Linked DNA regions of Homo sapiens: all the other regions are linked to region 4. Evidence: chromatin contacts called from ENCODE Hi-C or POLR2A ChIA-PET data. All regions are on one chromosome and are shown on one strand. The core of a region is the stretch at or near the end of the contact, and the rest is flanking DNA. Distances in the headings are between cores, read along the strand shown.

Region 1 (5,762 bases), core at 352-2,851, 340 kb before region 4:
CAGGGATTTGACATGGATATTTTGAGTGGAAGTGGGTAGATATTTTTTGGTCAACCACAAGATATATTTTTTAAACAGTAGGATATAAGAAAAATATACATAGAATGAATCCATTTACTAATAATCATAATTAGTGCCACAGATACATGATAATGATAACATATGGAGAAGTGTTATCTCTACAAAAAGGGGCTATGGACAGTTTTCATTTTTGCATTATACATTACTGCAATGTTTCAATTTTATATTAATTTTGTATTACTTTCATAATCAAAAACCAATAACACATATTTAAAAGGAAGCTTTGATATATTTTGACATCTTCCCAAATTTTCTTACCTAATTCTGGTCCCTGTTGTGGAAAAAGGGTTTAGTCAAAACTGCATAATAGATGATGATTACTAGTTGTTCTAGTGGAATAAAATTTTATAAATAATAAAAATATTAAGTCATAATTTTTGAGTATGCTATTCATTAAATAGACTGCTGTAGTTTCTAAGGATGAAAAGTTTCATCCTTAATCCAACCTTCTATGAATACCTGACAACTGTTCCACTAAATAAATCCCCAAACCGAAATCTATGACCTCTCCTTCAAAACTGAGGTTTTAGTTTTATTTTTTATTTATTTATGAGATGGAGTCTCACTCTGTTGTCCAGGCTGGAGAGCAGTGGCATGATCGCGGCTCACCACAACCTCTGCCTCCCAGGCTCAACCGATTCTTCTGCCTCAGCTTCTGAGTAGCTGGGATTACAGGTACGGACCACCATGCCCAGCTAATTTTTGTATTTTTAGTAGAGATGGGGTTTCACTTTCATCATGTTGGCCAGTCTGGTCTTGAACTGCTGACTTCAAGTGGTCTGCCTACTTCGGCCTCCCAAAGTGCATGAGCCACCGCACCTGGCCAAAAAAGTGAAGTGTTTTTTGTTTTTTGTTTTTTTTTTTAAAAAAGCCTTTCTAAGGTTGACTATGCACAGGCATGAACTACTGAAGCGGCATTACTGTTCACCCTGCCCTTTACGAAATTCCTCTCTTTGCAGATTTTCTCCCTGAATATAGCTTCATCTTCAAGTTTTATTATACCTGCAAAATTTAGTTAACAACAACTTCACCTTATTAACATCTTCTGGAACAAAAGTTCCAGAAATCACTGTACATTTCTCTACTCCACATTTCACCCCCTTCATGAGAATTGCTAAGCACTATGAAAGCCAATTGGGGTTCCCTGGATTTTCTCTCTCATAAAAAAACTGACAAGGCTTTTCTCTGTCTAGGAGAGAGGGCGATGATCAAGATCCACTTTTATGGAAAACATGATATTATGCTGAGAAATCTGTCAAGAGCGGGAAAAGCACTTCATAGAGGGAGAATGTAAACCATAATGCTGAGAGAAATATCTGCATTAACTTTTTGCATTTGTTCACAAAAGTTTATGAAATGCCTACTGTGTGAAAGATTGCACCACAAACCATGGTATATGTTGTAAGCTGTGTGGGCAGAACTTCTGGTGTCTGAGAATCTGACAAGAAGAGAAATGAGTTCACTAACGGCAGACTGTTGCTCTGACGCACGGCCAGCCAGCAAGCCGAGGCATGAGGAGATGCAGGGGAAGAGCATGAGCTGGACAGGTGTCATGCACAAGCAGCTCTGCAGCAGGGCTCACGGTGCCTGATAATTATGGATATTGTCAGATCTGCCAAGAGACATATTTAGCAATGAGCCGGGAGGGGGCAGGAGGAGGTAGGCATATTACGAAACTTGCCACCCACCTCCCATTGGCACTATCAGTTTCCAAGGCTCTATTAAAGATAAACAAGGATGCCTAGCCTCCCCTGAGATCAAGAGGAGATGGTGATTATGAAAATAATAACAGTTTTAAAAATTACTTAAATGTTCTAAGGGAGCCTTTATTTCTGGCAGTGTTAAACACTTGCAAGGAAGAAGGTAGAAAACAAAAACAAACTAGAAGACCACAGTAGCCTCAGTCTGAAAGGCCACTCCAGGGCTACTTAAACCAAACACTCTCTGTGAGTTCAGTGGTTAGGCTTTTCCCTCCTCTGGGTGGCATTCCAAAGGCTTCTCCTTCACATGTGCAAAAACAAGAAAGCGGCGACAAGATGCTACAGCAGATTTCTGTTTGAGACGATGTTTCTGAGGGAATAAGAAAAAAAAAAACAAAAAACCAAGCGAGAGAGGGAGAAGTTTTTCTTTCATTTAATTTTTTTTTTAAACAAAAACCTAGAGACACTGGTCTGTGAAGCCAAGTTTGTTAACGTGCAAGTATAATTTACTTTTATGTAAACATAACTTCACAGAGTTATCAGTAGGTTCCATTTTCAGTAAAAACAAACAAACAAAAAAAAAGAAGCTGCAAAATAATTATAAAACATATGGTGCAAACTCCGGCTGTGTTTATTTTATGACAGTTAACATTATTTACAGTGTGATCTGGTCAGAATTAATACTCAAAGGGTTATACACAGAATATGTCAAATTTTTCTTCTTAATCATGCACACCATTAGTTTTGTCAACCCATCTAAATGAATTTATCTAGAGATCTCCTGTATTCCCCCAAAGAAATCAATTATATTTTTTAACATATTATTTTATTCAAAATGCTTGACTAACACCACCGATAAGCTGCCAATAGTAATATAGGAAGGAGCTCACCCTCTTCTTAAATGGGGAAGTTTGACAAAATGCACTTAAAATTCTGCCATTTGTTGCATGAGATTCTTTAACTCCACACTGTTCATTTCGTTATCTCAGTTGCTAACGCATATTAAATTTTTAAAGATTTAAGTTCTTTTTTTTTTGGTAACAACACAGCTACTACTTTCTGTTAACACATAAATTATCAATATATCCTGTTGAGTAAAACTATTTAAGTAGCTTATCCTTGATACTGGAGTGGCATTAGGAAGCACTGACTATAGGATCTGCTTATTATTCAAGTGGGAGATATACAACAGCCAAGAGACATACAGAAAAAAAAAAATAAGAATAATTTTGCAATGAAAATCTTTATTTTTGTAATCTTTGTAATGAAAATATTTATTTTCCCTGTCCTTTTATTAAAAGACTCTGGTATTTTGCTCTCATTCAAGGCCTTATATTAATATAAATACCAAAATTTATGGGACCAGGTGGTGTTTAGTAATGTGAGCTGAAACAGAAAATGGCTGCTTTTCCTCCCTGGGCACGCAGACACAAGACATCCTCTCCTACAATAGACACTGACCACAACCTATCTTCCTATTCACCAGAAATGGTTTTGTGCAGTAGTGTGCTAGGGCTGGCTCATGCCAGCCTATGAGAGCTGATTGCTAAACATTCGGAAATTTTGGGAGTTGGTGGTTCAAACAGACGACATTAAAAATTAAATTTTAGAAACATGCAATGAAAAAAATTAAAAACAATGATAATAGGTACTCAAAATTCATCACTTCTAATTATTTGACATTTTACTATTATCTATGTTCTTATAATTATTTGACTACATTTTACTATTATCTGTGCTCTGAAGATTACTTGCTTCTACTTACGTCTGGTATGGTGGAAATACCATATAATAATGTGTGACTAAGCATCTCTTCCCAACTCCATGTTCAGTGACTCATGTTGACAGGCTGAAATCAGCCATCATGGGATATTTTCACCAGAGAAATCAGCAAACACTTGCAAATCAGGGTTGGCTGGTTGCTTGGTTTGTTTTCATTTAGAAAGCTATTGTAATGCTACCAACACAACGCTAGCAATGTCTAAATAATAAATTACTGTCTAGTTTCAAAACTTAAGACTTTATTTGTAAATATACACTCATTTAAACTTTATAATCCCATCTGTACCCTTGTGGGAAAAAGAAGAGAAAGAGATAATTTTGCTATGACAGAAAAATTAACTATAAATTTTATTTGGATCACTTATTTTTATGAAGTCTTGTAAAACATAACATGGAGCATGATTTCTGGATATGAAAAACATTAGATATGACAAATGAAATATATGGTTTGTGTCTTGGACAGGAAACACCCTGCATGCCTCTGGAAACAAACACAAAGATTAAGTATCAGGCACACAGGTTTTTAATGCCTAGATTATTCTGTTTTTATAATAAATTAGTAAATGAGATTCTAGCCATTACAAATCTGTGTGTTGTTGAAAACTGTCATTTGATCTATGATAAAAATACAAATAAGGAATAAAGCATAAAAGAGAAATAATTCTGAATCAAAGCCAATAAAAATAAGACAGCTTATAGATATTAAAATGTAAGAAAAATTTAGGGATAAGTTACTTTTGGTTAAACATGTGGCAGTATCTGTTAAGATGAAAATGAGGATGAATCAAATATTCATATTTTTAAAACTAAACCTAGGTAGGAAGAAAAATCTGCCTATTTGTATTTCATGGTACATCCACAAACTCATTACTTCAATCTGTCGTTTATAAACTTAAAACAAACATTACATTTTTCAACATTACTGCTATTTGTAAATCACATATAAAAAGGAAGCACAATGTAACTAAATAGCAAATGCCAACAAGGAGATAATTAGGCAGGAAAAATATTTCTGAGTTAAAATGTATGTTTTTATAGGTCTTCCTATAGCAGCAGGCAAAATTTTATAGAAGTGAATTTTATTAGAGAGAAACATAATCTAAAAATCAACTTTTAAGACAATCATTCTTAGTAGTAATACAGCAGATTTCAATGTAACTACAAAAAACGTCTGACTTCTAAAATTCGTTTTTAAAAACATCCACGTCTACCTAACACTGGTAGACTTTGTGACCATCAGCTAAACCAATAATGGTGTAAGTGCTTTTTAAAATAGTCCTATCCTGAATGAATTACTACTGTTATGATTTAAAGAGAAATATTACTCAATGCAAAGAGCTCTAGATGTGATATTAGAAGATGCAATTTTGAGGATTACTAGTTTTGGCACTGTTAAGCTTTCTTACCATTATCAATTATGGTTTTCTTCCTCGATCTAACATTGTGGAAGTCTCCCTGTTTTAGTTTTACAGTAAATAAGACTGCCCGTGAAGGAGAGAATCACACAATAGTAATGCAGGAATGGACATCTAACTGTGCAACCTAATTCTGATTTGTACCATGGTTGCAAAACCACATCATAAAAAATCATGAGAAAATCATTTCTAAAAATCTGTGTCTCTCTTCCTCCTTCATTACCCTTTCCCTTAATCCGTCTCTCTAAACTGACATAATATAAAATTGAAATACATTGTCATTTATCATACTTAATAGTTTATGTACCCTGATCTTAATTTAAATTATAAATTGCATGTTTGTCTTCTGGAAACAAATAATGCACTAAGTTGCTTTCTCCCCAAGTATCTCTCTTTATCGTCTTTTGTAGGTAGGTATACTCTTTAACAAAAAAATGATTCTCCACCCATCTATAAGAAGTACAGAGAAACCATGAACAAACTAGTTTTCTATTTACTCAGCAGGAAGATGGCTTTTGTATATTTTCATAAATAACCTAGATATGATTTCTTTAAAAAACATTCACAGTTTGGAGGAGTTTAACCTAGATGACAAAGTAAATGGCAGAAAAAATCAAAACTTTTATACTTTGGCTCTGAAACGTAACTAAATAGCAAACCATTCAAAAATCCTAATCTTTTGGTTAAACATGTAGCAGTATCTGTTAAGATGAAAATGTGGATGAATCAAATATTCATATTCTTAAAATTAAATCTAGGTGGAAAGAAAAATCTGCCTATTTTT
Region 2 (6,425 bases), core at 1,393-3,892, 360 kb before region 4:
GAGTAGCTGGGACTACAGGCACGCACCACCATGCCTGGCTAATTTTTGTATTTTTAGTAGAGACAGGGTTTCATTATGTTGGCCAGGTTGGTCTTGAACTCCTGACCTTGTGATCCGCCTGCCTTGGCTTCCCAAAGTGCTGGGATTACAGGTGCGAGCCACCGCGCCTGGCCTATTTCCTTCTTCTACGCTTCCATTCAACAACTTGCTCATATAGTAGGTCCATAATAAACACTTAGTAATAAATAAATGAACCTTAATTACACATAGCACTAGTACAAACCCAAATATAATTGAGAATATTCTCCCACTTGCTTAAAGCGGCCAAACTATTGAGAACATTCCAAAATAGAGTTAAATGGAACAGTACATAACAATCGTTCATTATTATAATACTTCACTACCAATGAGAATGCAAATTACAGAAAATTTTAGTCATTGAGTATTGATGACCTATCAAGCATTTTACTAGGCACAGAGTATAAGAAGATAAGCAAGAAATACTTTCTCTGCCACAAGGAATTTGAAGTCTAGTGAGAGAGATAAAACAGGTAACAACAGCATATAAAGTTTAAGTACTGCAACAAAGGTCCGCATTGCTTCTTTGTCCATAATTCAACACACTAACAAATTTTAAGATTCTGCTATAAACCCTAAAAGGAGACTTACTTATTCTGCTCCATAGGTCCTCAGGACTTCTGGTCAAAGACATCTTGGACTTGATCATCGCGGACATTTCCAACACATCAGTCAACTCTTAAACAGGTTTTGGTATGTAGAATTCTTGCCACATACTTGGGTAGACTGTATCACCAACATCTTGCAATTAATAATACAAAGCAACAAAAGAGACACAGTCCTTCGATCTCTCACTATTAATGCTCAGTAAAAAAACATCATAATTCTTGTTGATTCTCTCCCTACAAGACGTTCAAGCCACTATCCATTCTGTTGTATTTCTGGCATGTACATGTTGGCTTGAATATCTGAAGAAAATTCTTCTAATTTCTTCACACCTGAATTTATTATGGCCAGAATTCTTTGGTCATGAAATTTTCATCCTATTGTTCCACGCAGGTCAAAATTCTTATTGGTTCTTGGCTCTTTATGCCCAGAGGCCCAAATCCAAATTTTCATACACTATGCTAGCCCCCACAAAGTTAATTTTTCAACTATCTGCTTTTCTTCTATCCAGGATATTCTGCCTTCTGCCCACAAATCAGTCTACTTCTCTACTCTTTCCCTCCTCTGTGTATGTTTTGCACATCTTTTTTTTTTTTTCTTTTTAGGACATTGTCTTGCTCTGTCACCGAGGCTGGGGTGCAGTGGCACAATTAGCTCATTGTAACCTCGAACTTCTGAGCCCAAGCAATCCTCCTGCCTCAGCCTCCCAAGTAGCTGGGACTACAAGTACATGCTATCACACCTGGCTGTTTTTTTAATTATTATTATTTTTAGTAAAGACAGAGTCTTACTATGTTGCCCAGGCTGGTCTTGAACTCCTGGCCTCAAACTCCTTCCCTCAGCCTCCCAAAGCATTGAGATTACAACCGTAAGCCACCATGTTCAGCCAATGTTTTGCACATCTTAAACTCACCCCAAATGTCCACTTCATCTTCAGCAACTTTGATATCTAGGCACAAGTCTCACCTTCTCCAGGAAGCTGTCAAAGAAAGCCACCTGGCTCTGGTATCTTCTCTTACAGATCACCTCAACACTTAAATCCTCAAATTCTAACATATACATTTCTACTTATTGGCATATAAATGTTGGTAAATGTACTACAATCATTTCATGCAAGGCAGCTGTTGTCTACAGTCCTCGAGGACAGGAAACACATAAATGTCTCTAACTGTTGGGAGTAAGGACCTTGCACACATAAGTTACTCAGCCAATTTCACTAGTAACATTGGTATCAGACATACTGGGAATCCATACCACGTCACAAGGTTTTCTAAAACAGTATTAAGAAACAACCGACTCCTCTGTGCATATCCATCCCAGTTACAGAAAACCAGGATAGCAAAAGGAACAGTTTAAACTGAGAGTAAGTCAAAGTTACTAACCTGGGTAAAAGTAATTCTGAAGGCTTCAAAGATCTATTCAGTTCCATACCAAAGTATAAGGTTCCAAAACCTGTCAAATTTCTATTCAGGAAAGCAGGAAAATTGTTATCTGGCCAAAGAAAGCAGTATTACTTGCTATTTTAAAAAGAATCTCCAAAGCTCCAAGTTATAAAGTCATTTAACTACTAAAGAAGAAATATGTAGAGGTTGTTTGTACATTTCTAAGAAACAGAGGTCACCTGGATGAACTTTCAACTGTAATGGTTAGCTGACATGGTTCTCTGTCCAGATTTTGGGTTCTAAAATTAAGGTGACTTTGAGTGCAAGTATTTTTGAAGATTCTAGGCTGTTTCCAGGTCTTACACTGGTTAGACCATTTTTTCTTCTGGTGTCTAGCAAATGGCTAAAAGACCTGTTTGTATCTCAGATGTTGGAGAAACCGTTCAGGAACAATTCATCTCTGCAAGGCTATGAGTCATAACACATTGCCACGGTCAGGGAGACCTCTGTTAATCAAGGAAGCGCTAGCCACACATTCACTCAAGCTGTCTTAGAGAAGCTGGCCTCAGTGCCCACTGTTCTTTTTCCACAGATCATCAGTCATCTCTACAAAAGAGAAAATGTCCAACTTCCTCACTGGGTGGACAGCCTCCTGCTAGGCCTGCATCCTGGTTTCCTTTCTGCTGAGTTGCTGATTTTCCTAGAGGTGCACAATAGCTACCAAAAGGAAAGTCTCCTACTTCGTCATGAAAAGAAAGCAAGGAGATCCACTTAACGCCCCTCTGTAATAAAATTAGGATATAAAAAGGCAGGAAACACAGAGGTATCTGACCTCCTTTCACGTACTCTTTCTTCTTTCGCTTACCCTTACATTTGGTGTATAATCTACAAAGTCAGGGAAATTCACCAAGTCCCGACATAGCTACATGCTGTATATATTTGCACCAGCTCTTCAAATACAAGACCTAAAACTTGGTTAATTTCTTTTTCCTAGGTCAGAAATCAACAGATAAGCCTTTACAGATTTTTGAATCATTTCCTCTTCCTCAAACTATGGCACATGACAGGATAGGGAAGGTGTAGAGGAAATTCCAGGGGAATAAATTGACCTACAAATGTTATCAAATTTTATCACTGAGTGATGGATGAAATTCTCAGGTGATTCACTGCCAGGGTGGTATTTGGTGCTAAAGTGAGGGAACTGAAAATTTAACTGAGCTAGCTGGCTTCACTTTGTCTTTAATCTGAGTAATGATTGCGAGATTTTACATGGGCAAAATATTACATTTCCTTCCAGATGACCTCAATATGCAATTCTCATTGAAATACTTTTTCAGACCTACACATATACCTGAAGGCTGTCAGGAAACACACATTTGTTCCACAAAAGGCAGAGAGAAGGATAGGCAAAACTTGGAATAGCCACTTAGCTTTTGTTTAATATGAAATCTTTCTCAGAAAAGCTAATGGAGATCACTAAACTTACTTTTTTTTTTTTTTTTTTTTTAAGAAACAGGTCTTGTTCTGTCACCCAGGCTGGAGTGCAGTGGTGCGATCATACCTCACTACAGCCTCAAACTCCTGGGCTCACAGGATCCTTCCACCTCAGCCTCCTGAGTAGGTGAGACTACAGGCACCTGACACCATGTCTGGCTGGTTTTTAAATTTTTTTGTAAAGAAAGGGTCTTGCTATGTTACCCAGGCTGGTCTTGAACTTCTGGACTCAAGGGATTGTCCCACCTCGTTTTCCCAAAGCACTGGGATCACAGCCATGAGCCACCATGCCTGGCAATAAATTTACTTTTTTTTTTTTTTTTTTTTTTTTTGAGGCAGGGTCTTGCTTTGTCACCCAGGCTGGACTGCAGTGGCTCAAACATAGCTCACTGCAGTCTCAACCTCCCAGGCTCAAGTGATCCTCCTACCTCATTCTCCCAAGTAGCTGGGACTATAGGTGTAAGCCACCATGCCTGGCTAATTTTTGTATTTTTTTGTAGAGACGGGGTTTCGCTGTGTTGCCCAGGCAGGTCTTGAACTTCTGAGCTCAAGGAATCCATGGGCCTCAGCCCCCCAAAGTGCTGAGATTACAGGCGTGAGACACACTGCACCTGGCTAATAAATATACTCTTAACCTAACTCCAGGGGCAGAAGAATAAAGACCTTTTGCCGATAAAGTAAGCAAAGGTATTTTTTCATGTATCATAGAAGTAATACTATTTCACCAAAACAAGCACAAGGCCATCACACTAAAGGATTTGTGTACTTGTGTGTCTGTGCCAGCCAATAATACATTAAAACATTCATTTAAAATTCCATCAAAAGTGCTCTCCGTAAAAATCTCATTATGATACTTATAATACTAATGCAAATATATACAACAGAATCAAAAATTTATGTGAAACCTACTTTTATTTGTTTGAATCAAGCGATTAATCTATTGATCTATTTTACCTATTAATCTATTGTATACACATGTGAATACACACAAACATAATTTGAAGAAAGCTTCACACGCATTACCCTCCTCAATATTAATATTTTTTCTTTCCTTGAAGTGATGAGGAAATGAAATCCTTAAAAGGGTGTTTGATCATCAAATTACTGATGAAATTATTCTATTCTGTCAAATAGAAGGACTGAGTACTTTTAAAAATCATGCTATTTCAACATGTGGTAAATAAAATTCTGAGCAATTTAAAAAGTTATTGTTACTGAGGACACTAAAATATCATGAGTCATAATAATCCTCAAGCCAATAACTCACAATCAAACTGATGAGAGCTTGTTTCTGCCTCCGTGGCATAACCTGTAAAATGGGATAATGCTGACACACAGCAGTCCTAAAGACCAATAAAGGTAACACACGCGCACACACACACACACACACACAAATAGAACCTGAGCACAATGTAATTAAATAAACAACCAACTGAACTAACTTGTTGCATGATGACAAAGGCACATCTAATAAAACTACTTTGTTGTTTTACTTTATACATTTATTTGCGAGGTTAGTATGTGGACAAACACATCTTTTATGTACACTATAAAACTTTGATGTTTTAAGGGGTTTCTATAAAAAACTAGTAAGAATCTTTTTGATATAAAAGTATCATTTTTCATCAAATAAAACAATCATCTCAACCATCAATTAGTTGTTTTACTGGAGAAGGGTAGCACTGGCATAAAGCATAACTTTCTTCATACAAAATAAACTTTTAAAAAATAATGAGATATGGCTGGGCGTGGTGGCTCATGCCTGAAATCCAAACACTTTGGGAGGCTGAGGGGGGAAGATCACTTGAGGCCAGGATTTCGAGACCAGCCTGGCCAACATGGTGAAACCCGTCTCCACTAAAAATAGAAAAATTAGCTGGGTATTTTGGCGCATGTTTGTAATCCCAGCTACTTGGGAGGCTGAGACATGAGAATCGCTTGAACCTGCAGAGGTTGCAGGGAGCTGAGATCACACCAGTGCACTCCAGCCTGGGTGACAGAATGAGACTCTGTCTCAAATGAAATAAAAAAGAAAAGAAAAGAAAAACATAATAATGAAATAAAGTGTTCATGCAAATGAAAGGTATAGAATGTTATTTATTACTATTTTCCCCTCAAAATGTGAAAACTTTATTAAAGTAAATAGCTTTTATGAAGACACGGGTCTAAGACATGAGAAAAGGTTCTTTTTTTTTTTTTTTTTTTTTTTTTGAGACAGAGTCTCGCTCTGTTGCCCAGGCTGGAGTGCAGTGGCACGATCTCGGCTCACTGCAAGCTCTGCCTCCTGGGTTCACACCATTCTCCTGCCTCAGCCTCCCGAGTAGCTGGGGCTACAGGTGCCTGCCACCATGCCCCGCTAATTTTTTGTATTTTTAGTGGAGACGGGTTTCACCATATTAGCCAGGATGGTCTCGATTTCCTGACCTCGTGATCCTCCCGCCTCGGCCTCCCAAGTGCTGGGATCACAGGCATGAGCCACCGCGCCAGGCCGAAAAGGTTCTTAATAAATAAGAAATTTCTCTAGTACAACGAAACACAGAGGGGTACAGGACCAGGAAGAAAACTAGACTCTTCTTTGAAAGATGCTAGTTTCATTCAGAGTTGTACATGAGTCCATAGTCGGGAAGGACCGTAGGTTGAAGACTGACACACAACTCAGAAGAGAGAAGGGCAGTCATGGGCCTGGGGATTAGAGCTACAGGTGAAATACTATGAATGATGAACTAGGGAGTTTCTTAATGGAACTTCCTATGGATTAGCAAATTCATGGGGTTCAAAACATTAGGCTGTTATTCCACCCTACGCTCGTGTTTATGCCCTATGAGATTAAATGTTAGCTTCCGTGAAGGCCCAAAACTAATTTCT
Region 3 (6,376 bases), core at 262-2,761, 460 kb before region 4:
TCCCTGTACTTGTACTTACCAAAGTTCTTCAAAGTGGAGAATTTACCTTTTACTCATAGGGTGGTCCTTGTTTTAACGATTAAAGTCAAAAGCCTGACGCCATCTTTTTTAGATTGTCAGTCCAGTTTGACAAAAGTTAATCTATCATGTTACACTATGGATTTGGAGGGGTCATTGAAAGATGCATTTGTACACCTACGTCCATGGTTTGATGCCAAGGATAAGAAAAAAAAATGACCACTGTGCGTAACCAGTTTACAACATGTGCACTTTTTGAAGGGGAAGAAAAATATTTTAATCTTTTCCCTACAGATTAGGGGGCAATATAATCTTACTTATGCCACTGACTTGCAGGAAAATTTGCTCTAATTATAGGGCCACACCCATTACTCTCAAGATGGAATTGTTAACACTTAAGTTTTCAAAGAAGCAAAGGATGCCGTCACAGACAGCATCTCTCTACTGACCCTTTATTTAAGAAGTCATCTTGTTACTGTCCACTTAATAGCTGGAGAGGGCATCGAGAGGCAGCCTTGGGCTTCCCACAGATACAGTAGGTGTGTGTATGTGCTTGTATGTTAGGAGGGGAGAATAAGAGGGAAGGAGAGAGAGAGGGGAGAGAGAGAGAGAGAGAGAGAGAGAGAGAGAGAGAGAGAGAGAGACTGACTGATTGTGGATGTGTGTGTACATCAGGGAACTCGATGGGAAAGCCTAGCCCTTGTAGTCAATTTCTCCTTCACAAGGGGATAAACAGGCAATTACGCATCCTTTTATATTTGATGGCCAAGTGCTGAACTGGAAAGCACACTATTAGTTTGTGTCCCTTCAGGGCCAGGGCAATAAGTAGCCAGGAGAGCTGGGCTGAAGCAGAGAGGGTGTTGTCTGCTGTTAGTGTGACAGTCTTGTCAGCAGCGTTCACATTACTGGAAGGTAATAAAGTGACAAGTATGTTATTAGAAAGATACGAGGTGAAATTGAACTGAAGCTTCTTGCTGCTCAGCCCTGGCTTTTTTCTTTCCTCTTTTGTAATGGTCCACTATTTGTTACAGACTGAGCCTTGGTCTTCATATCCTATATAAAAAAGATTTTTTTTTTTCCTGCAGTAAAGGTCAAATGAATTTACAACAGCACTTTAGAGGAGAAGAATAAAGATAGTTTTATGACAACTATAGTATGTTGCTCCAAAAATATATATAGCATTATAATGAACAATAATGCTGATCCAATTCAGTGTACATGTAAAAATGCTTAGTTTTTTTTTTTTTTTTAACCTCCTGTTATTTGGATTTGGATTAAAATCATTTGGATTAAAAAAGATTTGGATTAATCTTTTGGATTAAAAGCATTTGGATTTTTCAACAAATGCCAAAAAGACAGTATGCCGAATAACATAGTTATTGCCGAATGAGCACAGAAAATCATTTTGCGCAAGATGTGGGAAGGATGAGGATGATGAAACTACACAAGGAAGGACGGGTATGTGGGCAACAGTGATGACAGATAACTCACTGGTCAGTTGTACAGCTGGAATTACACAATACTTTTTGAAAATGACCATTTATGGTGAGCAACACTCCAGCTACAGGAAATATGCGACTCGTCTGGGACAGATCAAACATGACCTTAGTACTAACGCAAACAAGACTACCACGTGTGGTTTATCTCTGAGGGAAAATGTGAAGAGAAGTTACTTACATACCTCATAGAACAGTAAATGAGCTCCCATTTTGATCAAGGTCTTTAGCCTAGTATTAATTACAATCATGGCTTTGTTGTGTTGCTACAGTGGCAAGCATGAGTAATGATCAAGAAAGGAACGATCCATGCTGGTGCCATTCGCACCTACTCCTCTGTTAGGATGAAAACGAGGTGTTACCACTGGCCTTTTCTATAGCCTTGCTGACCCCTGGCATCTTTCGGTTCTCAGGGGATTCCAGCAACACTTCCCACTCAAAAACAAAGCAAAAGCAACCAAAACCCCACAATTGTCGGCTCTTCCTGACCCCAAAGGAACTTCAGCTATTTCATGCAGCTGTACTTGCTTTCCTAACCCCTTCCTCAGAGCCGACTCACCTGGTCATAGGAACTCTGCAGGTCCCTACGATCAATACGCTCTCACCCACTGCGAGGCAGAGCTATGCCAGTCTTTTCTCTCGAGCCAACATTTCCAGTGCATTCATGATTTCCTTTTCTAGCTACCCCAAAACCAGGGCAGGAACCGACCCTCTACTTAGTTCTGATGAAAACACTGTGATCCCTCCAGTCTTTCTGGTATCTTTTATTGCTCATCTTACTCATTTAGATCCATCCCCAAAAAATAAACAATGAGAGGGAAAAGCAAAACCACCTAATTTAAATACTTCAAGTTTGGGAGAAGATAAGTGATTTTAAAGAATGAAATTCGTTTGTCATAATTTTAAAAAAGAAGCTCTTAAGAAAAGGGTGTGACCACAGGATGAAAAAAAGTTTCTTCTGGATGATTTGTTTCTTGATGATAGCAGATGTAGCGTGTCTTATGACAGGTGAATTTTATTTACTCTGTTAGTCAATCTAACCCAATGCTAACAGACCAGATACAAGTTAGGACTGCTCAGGTCAAGCTGTCAGCAGTTAGCAGCATGTCCATCTCAATCTGGTGACTAGCTTCTTTATGCTTTAATTGTCAACGGCCCTCATTCTCATTTGCTTGGCACATATCTGGGGTGTGTACAGAGAAAGGGGAAAAAAAGGTCACATTGTATTTGGTGGGAACCTAGTGCATAGTTTCTCCTGAGGAGAAGCCTCTGGAATAGCCCATTCTTGATATATTCAAAGTTTTTTTTTTTTTTTTTTCCTTAGAGCAATGTATAATAATGGGGCTGTTAACCAGTTAAGTGCCTTTCTCCTCTTACTGGAAGGGCCTGAAAATTCATGACCAAAGAAATAACACTATGAGGACAGTGGCACCATTGTGCCAAAAAGGTTTTAAAAAATGTTTGCCATGTTGAAAAGGAAAACATTAACACCTTTAAACCTTTAAAAGGCATCAGGCTGAACAGGGCAGCTGGACTAAGATCTGGAATGAGTTACATTGGGTTGACTTATTTAAATACAATTAATATCAGAACAAAGAATGCCAAGGATTTTTATCACACTTTTAAACCAAATTCCTCATTATCTATCCTTTTTTTCTCTCTTTCCATAGCATGCAGATATTCCCGAAAGCGGACTAAACCTGATATTTACAAAAACATAGTTTTAAATGATCAAGACAGTACAAGTTTCAACATCAGCTAGAGAACATGCACAGTCATACCGCCTAATTTTGTACCTGTGATAAACTCTGGCTAAAACCAATCACATGGGGAAAAGCTTGTCGGATGAACATCTACATCACTATTAATTTTCAGCCAGCATAGAATGCATGTGGCTTGAGAGAAACTGTTTAACAACAAAAAACTCCTATGAAAAAGCAAATGAGTAGGAATGGGCAAAGATGAGCTCCATGACTAAAACGCTGATCTCTTTATCCTTCCTGTTTGCAAATAAGCCATGGGATCACCATCTTAACTAGAATTCTAGTTAAGTCAAAACAAGACACTCAGGCACACACTCAAGAACGAGCAATACTTTGGAAACAGAAGAATTGTACATTTTATGATTTTCCATTGCATGTACTACATCCATCCACTCCCCTGTCCCTTTTAAGCAAATAGGCTTTATATTGGAAAATGTTATTTACTCATTTAGAAGGCCACCGTAACGACTGGGCACTTGAGGCACAAAAGTAGTAGCAAATAGGGGAGATACTTAAAAAGTGTCAGCTGTCCAGGACTTATTGCCACTTCTCTGACAAAACACAGGTGAACACATTCATGTTTCCAAGCAAGGGAAACTCTACTTCTAGAATCTCATTACTTCTGGACTTTTTCTAACTGGCTATACACATTAGCTTGGTTTGCAGCAAGTAACAAACATTTGTTCTAAGCCTGGTGCATTTGCTGATGTGACTGCCGACAGCTATGTAATTCACTCACGAGGGCTATCTGACCTTTTATTTGACATTAAATTAAACAGACTAAACATTGCTGTTGTACAAGATGAGTTCTAGTAACTCAACTGAGTGTAACTTTTCAAAGTTGCTGAAATAAAAATGTGTATTTATTTTCATAAAACTACATGTAGTCTATGCACACTGCAAAAGCCAGAGTTTCTATAATGTTTTGTTGGGATATTAAAAATCTTTTCCCACCCTTTTTGAATCTAACCATTTGGTAATGGGGCAACAGCACAACACAGAGAACGCTGAGAGGACCAAAATGTTTGCAAACAAACTTTCATTATTCTAGTTCAATCTTTCACAAACATACTGTACAGAGTCTTATATGGTATAAAACAAAGGAAAACATCTGTCTGTTCAATTTAACACAACACCAAAATAAAGCAATTAAGACTTTGGGGAATTCAAAGTACAAGAAAACAAAAACGATTATTACTAATTCCTCAGCTTTTTACCATAAACACTTGTCATTTAACATAGTGTTTGATATAGTTTCTTTTGTACTGCAAATACTTTTGGTCTTTCCTCCCCGTAGAACAAATGAAGAATTAAAATGGACCCCATAGCATCCTCTGAAGGAGGTGAAAAGATAAAGCTCCTAGACATAGCTAGCTTATCTTTAAGAATCTATTGTTTCTGAAATTTTCACAACAAAAATACTGAATCCCCAACTAATGATGCTTATTTTGGGAAACAATAAATACTGTGAGGTACAATAAATCCTACAGGAATAATAACAACAGAAACATATTAACAGTTTCCTTTGGCAAATTTAACGGAAGTGAATGCTGATGTGAACATAGAAAAAATAATTACAAAAACATGAAAAATGGAAACGACATAAAAGTTAAAATAAAGGGATATTTCTAACTTTTAGACTGATGAAAGAAATGTCTGAGGCCATTAAATGCAAAAAAGAAATACATTCTCTTTAAATTATTGTGTACTGTTTGACAAAATATTCCTTGTTTATCTCTTCTTTTCCCCTCCACTTAAAAAAAAAGGAAAAAAGAAAAAAAAAAGACAACAAAACAGTCTGCAATGCACACCCTAATGGTTTTGGCTGCAGACTGAACTTGAGTAAATATCATCATTTAGTCAGTATGTTGTGGTAGCTGAGGCTGCCGATGTGGTTAACCAGCTCAGGCAACATGTGTAAACATCGGAAACAAAACAAAACAAAAAAGGTTTGGAGAATAGTCTCTCTCCTCTTTCTCACTCTCAATTGCTTGGTTTCAGGCTTGCTTTCATTTCTCTCTGACAAATCGTGTGGGGAAACACAAAACACTGAACATTGAGAGATCCTGCTTTAAAACCCCCTTCTTCTGGCTTTTCAGAAAGGAGTGTTGCTCCATTCAAGTTTAGCACATGTTTTCAAAGCTTCCAAGTACTGCTGCTGTTAAATGCCTTTTGATTTTGTCTACCAAACAGGCCTGAATTATAGTACGACTGCAGAATTTGCAACAAATTAGACAGCCATACAACAGACCGACCCAGTTCAGAGGATTTCTTTTTAAAGGATAAGGGTTAGGGCCTTGGAAATGAGTGTTCGACTCTTTTACTGTATTCATCTTTGTTCCGTAGCGGGTAATTTGGGCTTTTGTATCCTGAAATATTATCCTGCCTCTGAAGAATAAATGCCTTGGCTGTTTCACACCACATAATTTTGTTTTCCTTTTATGTAACTTAACGTATAAGCAAGAAGGATGCAATGTTGATTCTAATAACATTCGGCACTTGAAAGAATCACCAAGTGTTTTTTTAAAAAGCGGTTTTCTGGTGGCCAACAAATTGGCCTGTGGTTATGTTGAGTGACTAATTGTATTTTCTTTTCTGGAAACTTGTGCAAAGTTGGCAGTTTTGTGTTAACACTAATACTTTGTTTGGCATTTGTGCCCTATACTGACCAGACCATTTTTATACAAGTGAATTTTTTTTAAAAAAGACACTTACTGAAGTATGGCAATAGTTTAAGGATAAAAAAGAAGCATGGTTATTACACATCCCCTTGTAGTGTATGAAAAAAAGTGCATGACGGGATTTATGTACTAGTACAGGACATTTTAAAAAATCAGATCTGTGCTGTAAAGCATGCCAGCACCTCTTTAGCACTATATCTAACAGGTAGTAAAAACAAGACCATGTTTTTTTCTTTTTTTAAAAATGTGCATTAATGCTAACATAAATGAATAGAGCTAGCCAGCAAACTATCTTTTCCTGCATATCTAACAGCTGGATGTAACTGTAAAAATTAAACAAAAAAGTTAAACAACCATCAATACAATTGTTTTACATCAATGGCCCCTCAAGGCTAAATATTTACAGGTGAATCTGCCA
Region 4 (6,590 bases), core at 1,703-4,202:
GCCAGTGTCCAATTTCTTCTTTTCTGAACAGCTGTATTATCCAACTTAAGTTGCTCTGCTAATTTCAGTCCCACAAGGACTAACTTGGAAGGCAAAAAAATACAAGAAAAGATCAATTTGCTGGGAAAGATCAAATGAGAAAACTGTGGGGACAGCACCAGGTCAGCGTGTGGAGAACTAAGCAGACCTGTTCTTCATTAACTGCGGCTCTCTGGGGATGTCACACACTACCTGTCCGTGGGCTTTATTGAACCGCCTAACCCGCCTCTCTGTTCCATTCTTCTGGGCCCAAGTGAATCATATCCTGCTGCTGACAAGTTAGCAGGGGACTGCGGCTGCAACATGAAAGTACTTTTCTTTCTTGTCTAAATCAGGCAGATTTTTGAAAAGACGACACAGCATTGACTCGTGACATGGCAAGATGAAACGAGAGGTCTGGGCCGGTCTTGGAGCTGTGCAGATAAAAGTAATCAAATGACACTCCTGGAATGCAAATTGGCATTCTTGACTGCAGCAATTGCACAACCATGAAACATCCCTGACAGCAAGCAAGATTAGGACAAAATGTTATGTAAAGCACTGAACTCAAGAACTCTCACTTGAAAATTCAAACTGTAACACTTACATTTTAATATAGCAATAGTCAGCTCTGCTTTTGTCTGCTTCTTTTTGTAATCACATATCTCTATCTGACAGATATCTTACATCTCAAATAGAAGAAAAAATCAGGTAGTAGGAATGTACTGCTATTAACATTTTCCTAATATTAATTGTAAAATATAATGCACAGTTTATTCTTATTCAAAGTCTTACATGCAAACACCACCCAACTTAATATTCTCAAGAGGAAAAAAAGTTTCAGACCTTTCTCAAAAGATACTCAAAACAAAGTTCAGGTTCAAGCTCGTTATTACTTCCCTCAGGTAAAGATACTCCTGTACTTTGGTAAAGTGATTAGCAATCTGGACTTTTAATACAGCGCACTCTGGGAACTAAGAACTTCATTAAGACTGAACAGTTTACATGAAACGGCTACAAATATAAAACACAGATACTCTCTAAAGGCTCACAAGGGATTGTGTGTGTGTGTGTGTTTGTCCAAAAAGTAAATGTTCTGTTAACTTGTACAAGGTCTCACTACTAGGGTACATCTTCAGATCAGACACACTAAGTAACGTGCCAGAAATAAATTCCTCCCATTTAAAGCATGTATGCGTGTGGACAGTAACACGTGAAATTGCAGAATACAAAGCAGTGGAAGGCAGACAGGCTTAGCCACAGTTCAAAGTCATTAGGATATAGGAATACATGTGTAGACAAATAGTTAACATAGGCTAGGGTAAAGGGAAGAAAAATAATACCTGCCACCGGCTTTTACAGTGTTCTTGTGTAAAACGCCCGTTAGAAGAAAAACTCTCAAGCTCTAAACAGATATATTTAATATTGTTGTGATGTCTCACTTAAACACGGCTTTCAACAATTCCAAGTGTCCACGAAGTATATAAAAATAAAACAGGCCACTTTTTGCCACTTTAATCCTGGGTACACAGGATTATTTTATGATGTCTTTTGTACGTCAGTTTTACAACAGCTTGACTCTAGGGTAAATGGGAACCATCATAAATCGCACGCTGCTTTCAAAACCACTTTAATTTCTGTCAGCGTTACTGTAACCACAGTCCTGGGCTCTTGCTTTTGTGTGTGTGTGTGTGTGTACGCGCCCCTGCATTTGACAGTCCCATCTCCTACACTCCAGTTGTGACTTTGATCACTGAAACAAGAGATGTCACATTAGGGAGCAGGGAAGAGGAAAAAATGCCAACCCGCTATCTCACCTGTATTCTCATATGTTCCCTCTATATACGGAATACACCATGTCAGATCCCCAAGTGGGGGTAACAATAGCGACGCTGGGAGGAAGCAAACTAAAAAGAAGGGAGTGGTCAAGCCCCATTTCTAACAAATCACTTCCCCGAAAGCGGACAGAGCGGCTCATCACCAGGCGAACTAATTGCACGCTTCCTCGCTGCAAAGAAGTCGCTTCTCGTAGAGGGGCTGTGCTGGAGTCTCGCTTGGCAAAGCCAGCCCATCTCCTCCACCACTTGCACTTGGAACTTTTTTTCAACCTTAAACTCACTTCACAGGAGATTTCACCTAGGGTTTTTCAGCATATATAATTTTTTATTCTGCTCCCTCCCCAGGCCCCAAATCCCACCCTCCAGTCAACGTGCAAGTAAAACAAATCGGCTCCTATAGAATTGCACTTCGAAAAGAGCCGTCTCTGCAAGGTTGATTTTCCTGCCCTGCGTTCTGCACCTTCTCCGTAAAGCCTGCGGGAGCATTTCCTCCCATCTCCATTTACCACGGGAAGATTCCGAATGTGAAGACAAGGGGAGAGGAAGAGTCAACGTGCCGGGCCCGGGCGGCTGCGCCCCAGCGCACCCGGCACCCACGCCCAGCCGCCGGTCCCTCACTCGGCGGCAAGTTGTAAAAGTTCCCGTAGGTCCCAGCCGCCTTCCTCTCTTCCCCGAGCTCCTGCCAGCGCTCCATTCATCCCCCACTCCCCTCCACCTCGTCCCCCCAGCCCGTCCCCAACGCCCTGGAGCCTCCCCTAGCCAGCCGCTCACCTTCGCGCGGAAGCCGCGAGCGGGGCCGACCTTGAGAAGCCCCCTCTCACGTGCACCCTCCCACCTAGAGCTCGCCTCAGAAACTTGGGGCCAAGTTTAGGGGAGGCCACTGGGAGCGCAGCGGGGATCAGGTCGGACCGGGGTTCTGGTCCCCGGCCCGCCCTCCTCAGCGCCCCTTGCCCCTCACGCCGCGGGCCGGAGGGCGGACACGGCCCCCGGGCGGCCCCGGTGGCGCTCGGGCGCGGGGGTCATTTCTGAGGAAGTCTAGAATAAAAGAGGAAGGAGGGTGGAAACTTCTTACCATCTCGGCATGCTGGTTGTCAAGTGCAGCCCCCGCCTCTTGGTCTCCTCTTAGCGGCCGCGCCTGGACCAGCCCCTCGGCCGCCGCTGGCTCCCTCCGTCTCGGCCTTTCTCTCCCTCCCCCTCCGAGTTCCTCCGGGCCTCCGCTCTCGCCGCCTCCGCCTCCCCGCCCGCCCGCGCGCGCCCTCGCCGCGGCCCCTCTGCGCTCAGGTGACTGATTTACACTCGCGCCGGGGTCGCGCTCGCGCCCCGAGTCCCAGCCGGCACGGTTCCCCGGCTCCTCCTCGGGACAAAAAAAAAAAAAAAGGGAACGGCTTGTCCCGGGAGGGGGCTGCCCTGCTCGCGGGAGGCGGGGGACCGGCGGGCGAGGTGACCTCGGCGGCCGTGCAAGCCCCACAAGTTTTTCCTCTCTCTGCAGAATTGTCGTGACTACAATGTTGCTTCCCTTTTGCAAAATAAAAGTCGGTCGTTGTGTTGTTTGTCCTCAGAGGTCCAGGGGCTTGGGGAAGGAGGATGTATGTTTCTCCCTCCCCCCACCGCCCCGTGACTTCTTTGGGGGCTTGTTTGTTGTTTGGGTTGTTCTTGCTCTCTCTTTCTGGGGATGGAAAAAACAACTTTGTGGGGATGGAAAAACAACCCTGGCGCCCCCCCCCCCCCCCGGGGAGCTGCGGGCGTGGAGGTAGAGGTGGCCGCTAGCGCCCAGCTGTCACACACACACAAAAAAAAATTGCGGGGCGGGGGTGGGGAGCGGAGCAAGGAGAGGAGGCTGCGAAACGCCGAGGAAAGGGCGCGAACTTTATTCCGACTGCAGCAAACCGCGGCAGCTCTTTCCTTTTCGGGCACTCGGGCGTCTCTGTCCCCTTTGACCAGTTCCTCCTCCCCAGCCCCGCACGCCCCCTCCTCCCCTGCCCCTTCCCCAGCGTCCCAGCCGCGGCCGACCCGGCTCCCCGCGACCCTCTCAGCCCAGCTCCTCCGCGCGCCGCTGGGGAGAAGGCGAGTGAGGCGGAGGAAAACCCAGCGGACAGAAACCTGGGACGCGAACGTGCTGGGAGAAAAGGCCAAAAGTTGCGCGCAGCTGGGGGAAAAAAGTTTTTCTGGTGGCGGAGCGTTTTGTGCCGGCCCAGACGCCGGCTTGCGGCGAGGGCTTCCTTCCCTTTCCCGTGGTCTGGGCCGCGGGCCTCGGGCTGGAGAGGAAGGAGGCTGTCGCGCCCGCGGGGGAAAGAACAGTCACATCTGTGGGTGACACTCAGCCGACCCAAGTCACCCTGCCCTGGAGACTCAGAAACGCCGACTACAGCCTAAGCGCGCACACGCCTGCAGCTGAACGATATTTCTTAAATACAGGCAAAACACACTCCCCGGCCGCAAGAATGGGGCGGGGGTGGGGGGGGAGCTTAATCATCATCATCTAACTAACGTACACTTTGTGCCAAAAACATCTCCGAGTTATGCAGATTTATCATAACTACAGCAAACTTTCTGGTTATCTAACATGGGAGGAAGGCATAGGTTTCAAGCATACTCCCTGAGCACTAAGAAATCAGAGAATCGGCGAAGACTTGGCAGAACAGCAGGTATGGTTACCGGTTCCTAGTGAAAAGTGAGAATCATCCCTTCTTCCCTTCTCTCTTCCTCAAACGGAGAGAGAGAGAGAGAGAGACTACTTAATTGCATTCAGAGGACAGAATTAAATTCCTTTGAAAATATGTAGCCTTGGAATTACATGGTTTTATTTTCTTTGCAGAGTCCGGTCTTAGTTTAATATAAATTTTCACAGTAACTGATTTTTTTAAATTTTTCGGGAGCCGCTGATGAGAGTCCCAAGTAGCCACAGCTGTCTTGAAAATGTGATTAGGTGGCCGGGCGCGGTGGCTCACGCCTATAATCCAACTTTGGGAGGCCGAGGCGGACGGATCGCCTGAGGTCAGGAGTTCGAGACCGGCCTGACCAACATGGTGAAACCCCATCTCTACTAAAAATACAAAAATTAGCCAACTGTGGTGGCGGGCGCCTGTAATCCCAGCTACTCAGGAGGCTGAGGCAGGAGAATTGCTTGAACCCGGGAGATGGAGGTTGCAGTGAGCCGAGATCGTGCCATTGCACTCCAGCCTGGGCGACAGAGGGAGACTCCATCTGCAAAAAAAAAAAAAAAGAAAGAAAATGGGATTAGGCTTATTATTCACGTGGATCCAGCTTTTTAACACGCACTTGCAGTTCCCTATACTGATTGGGTCCAAATTCCTGACTGTTTCCTGGCCCTTTCAAAGATTTCTGCATTCGTGGATTCTGTGCATCATTTTGTTGTGGAAAAATGTGTGGTAAACACTTCTCGCATATTATTTATCGTAAATACCTTAGAGTTCTGGGGACAGGTTGCATCTGCAGGTTTCCAATGAAAGACAAGATTACTTCTCTCACTACAGCATAAATCAAAGTATAGACTAGATCTCCCAACGACCATCTATATATATATATATTTAAATGTGTGTTATCTAAGAAGGCTCATCTTTAAATGATTTGATTAAGGTGTAGAGCATGTTCCCTTATTCTCTAAACATAACTAACATCATCCTGTAGTTTGCAGAAACTGATTACACAAGGGATAATGATGACCAAATGTGCATTTTGAAAAATTGAGGATCATCACAAGAATTTTCCAGAAATGGGCCAAGTTCCAGTATGTTTTTCTTGCATCATGGAGAGATGAGAAAAGCTAGTTGCTAATTTCAGAATCATTACCTATACAAATCCATTCACACACTTACCGCTTTGGACAAGTGACAGATCAGCAATTGCCAAACAATTGTATTCACACAGTGCATTTTTGGCTGCGCACCTACACTGACCAACATGCAGAAGTTACTCCACATCAAGCGACCTGTAATTTACATTCCCCTGATTGGTTCCACATCTGTCTGTTTTTGACGTTAGCATAACAAACAATTTATGTGAGGCAAGATGCGTCTGTTTGGGATCTCATGCCTTTCTGGAGAGTCATCATGATAAAAATGGGGCATGTGTTAGGCTGAAGAGCAGCACTTGGAGAAGGTGGAAGAATTTACAGGAGGAAGCAAAGCCTAGCATTTAAGAGGATTCCATAGTCTCATTTCATCTAGCGGTCTGTATGGCAATTGGAATAAAACCTTAAGTCCTTTTTGTATCCTGCAAGACCTGAATTATCTAAACCTGCCTGACTTTTTCGACTGTTTTATACCATTTGTTCATTACCATGGTGGACTACACTCAAGTCACATTGGCTTCCTTTCTGTTCCTCTAACTTGCAAAGCTCCTTCCTGCTCTTTGTCCCTGCTGTTCTACCTGGAGTGTTCTCCCAAGTTTTCCAATGATTCCTTCTTATCATTTATATCTCAGCTCTAATAGCAATTCTGCAGACTCTAGTTTAAATAGCCCTTGGCCCACCACTCAAAACACCCCTCATACTTCCTGTTATTACTTATTGTTGTATCCCTTTTCTATCCCTTATCAATATCTGAAATTGTCTTCTTAGTTTATATATTTATTATTTTTCTTCAACTAAAATGGAAGCTCCATAAGGGAAACAACTGTGCTGCAGGTCCTTGAATAACATCGTTTCATTCAATGTCGTTTCATTCAACGTCCTTTTGTTACAAGGCTGAGAAAAAAAAAAAAAAACTGATTCCA

The links. Hi-C counts contacts between places; a loop is a spot of excess contacts on that map. ChIA-PET counts read pairs that join two places held with the same protein, here RNA polymerase II (POLR2A). Pooled maps may share reads with other maps.
Region 1: a loop to region 4 is called in a map of gastrocnemius medialis, with 4 times the contacts of the local background. The contact joins the enhancer-like site here to the promoter of BNC2 in region 4. A Hi-C loop is called at or near these places in 4 of 168 maps with a recorded cell type or tissue (ascending aorta, chondrocyte, gastrocnemius medialis and 1 more) and 4 of 50 pooled maps.
Region 2: a map of endothelial cell of umbilical vein shows a loop between it and region 4 (2.5-fold over the local background). The contact joins the enhancer-like site here to the promoter of BNC2 in region 4. A Hi-C loop is called at or near these places in 6 of 168 maps with a recorded cell type or tissue (IMR-90, ascending aorta, chondrocyte and 3 more) and 6 of 50 pooled maps. POLR2A ChIA-PET finds 5 or more read pairs at or near these places in 1 of 52 experiments (AG04450).
Region 3: a map of IMR-90 shows a loop between it and region 4 (9-fold over the local background). The contact joins the enhancer-like site here to the promoter of BNC2 in region 4. A Hi-C loop is called at or near these places in 3 of 168 maps with a recorded cell type or tissue (IMR-90, chondrocyte and ovary) and 5 of 50 pooled maps. POLR2A ChIA-PET finds 5 or more read pairs at or near these places in 3 of 52 experiments (GM12878, MCF 10A and OCI-LY7).

The regions. Positions count from the first base shown.
Region 1 is chr9:16,529,235-16,534,996 of GRCh38, forward strand. The region is part of intron 5 of BNC2 (basonuclin zinc finger protein 2); the gene reads right to left. Among named protein-coding and RNA genes, the nearest start is that of BNC2-AS1, 190 kb to the right of the region's middle. Within about 2 kb of position 1,602, at least 3 of the 41 ENCODE cell types and tissues checked have a DNase peak (open chromatin) inside an H3K27ac peak, as active enhancers do.
Region 2 is chr9:16,507,554-16,513,978 of GRCh38, forward strand. All of the region lies in intron 5 of BNC2 (basonuclin zinc finger protein 2), which reads right to left. Among named protein-coding and RNA genes, the nearest start is that of BNC2-AS1, 220 kb to the right of the region's middle. Within about 2 kb of position 2,643, at least 2 of the 41 ENCODE cell types and tissues checked have a DNase peak (open chromatin) inside an H3K27ac peak, as active enhancers do; they include endothelial cell of umbilical vein, where a contact is called at or near this core.
Region 3 is chr9:16,412,105-16,418,480 of GRCh38, forward strand. It overlaps BNC2 (basonuclin zinc finger protein 2), which reads right to left. Exons shown (of 7, transcript NM_017637.6): 7 at 1-6,376. It overlaps LOC124902125 (a long non-coding RNA gene), which reads left to right. Exons shown (of 3, transcript XR_007061425.1): 3 at 3,185-3,272. Among named protein-coding and RNA genes, the nearest start is that of LINC03041, 140 kb to the left of the region's middle. Within about 2 kb of position 1,512, at least 2 of the 41 ENCODE cell types and tissues checked have a DNase peak (open chromatin) inside an H3K27ac peak, as active enhancers do.
Region 4 is chr9:16,867,718-16,874,307 of GRCh38, forward strand. It overlaps BNC2 (basonuclin zinc finger protein 2), which reads right to left and starts at 2,953. Exons shown (of 7, transcript NM_017637.6): 1 at 2,929-2,953. The coding sequence starts at 2,931. RefSeq lists an enhancer at 1-916.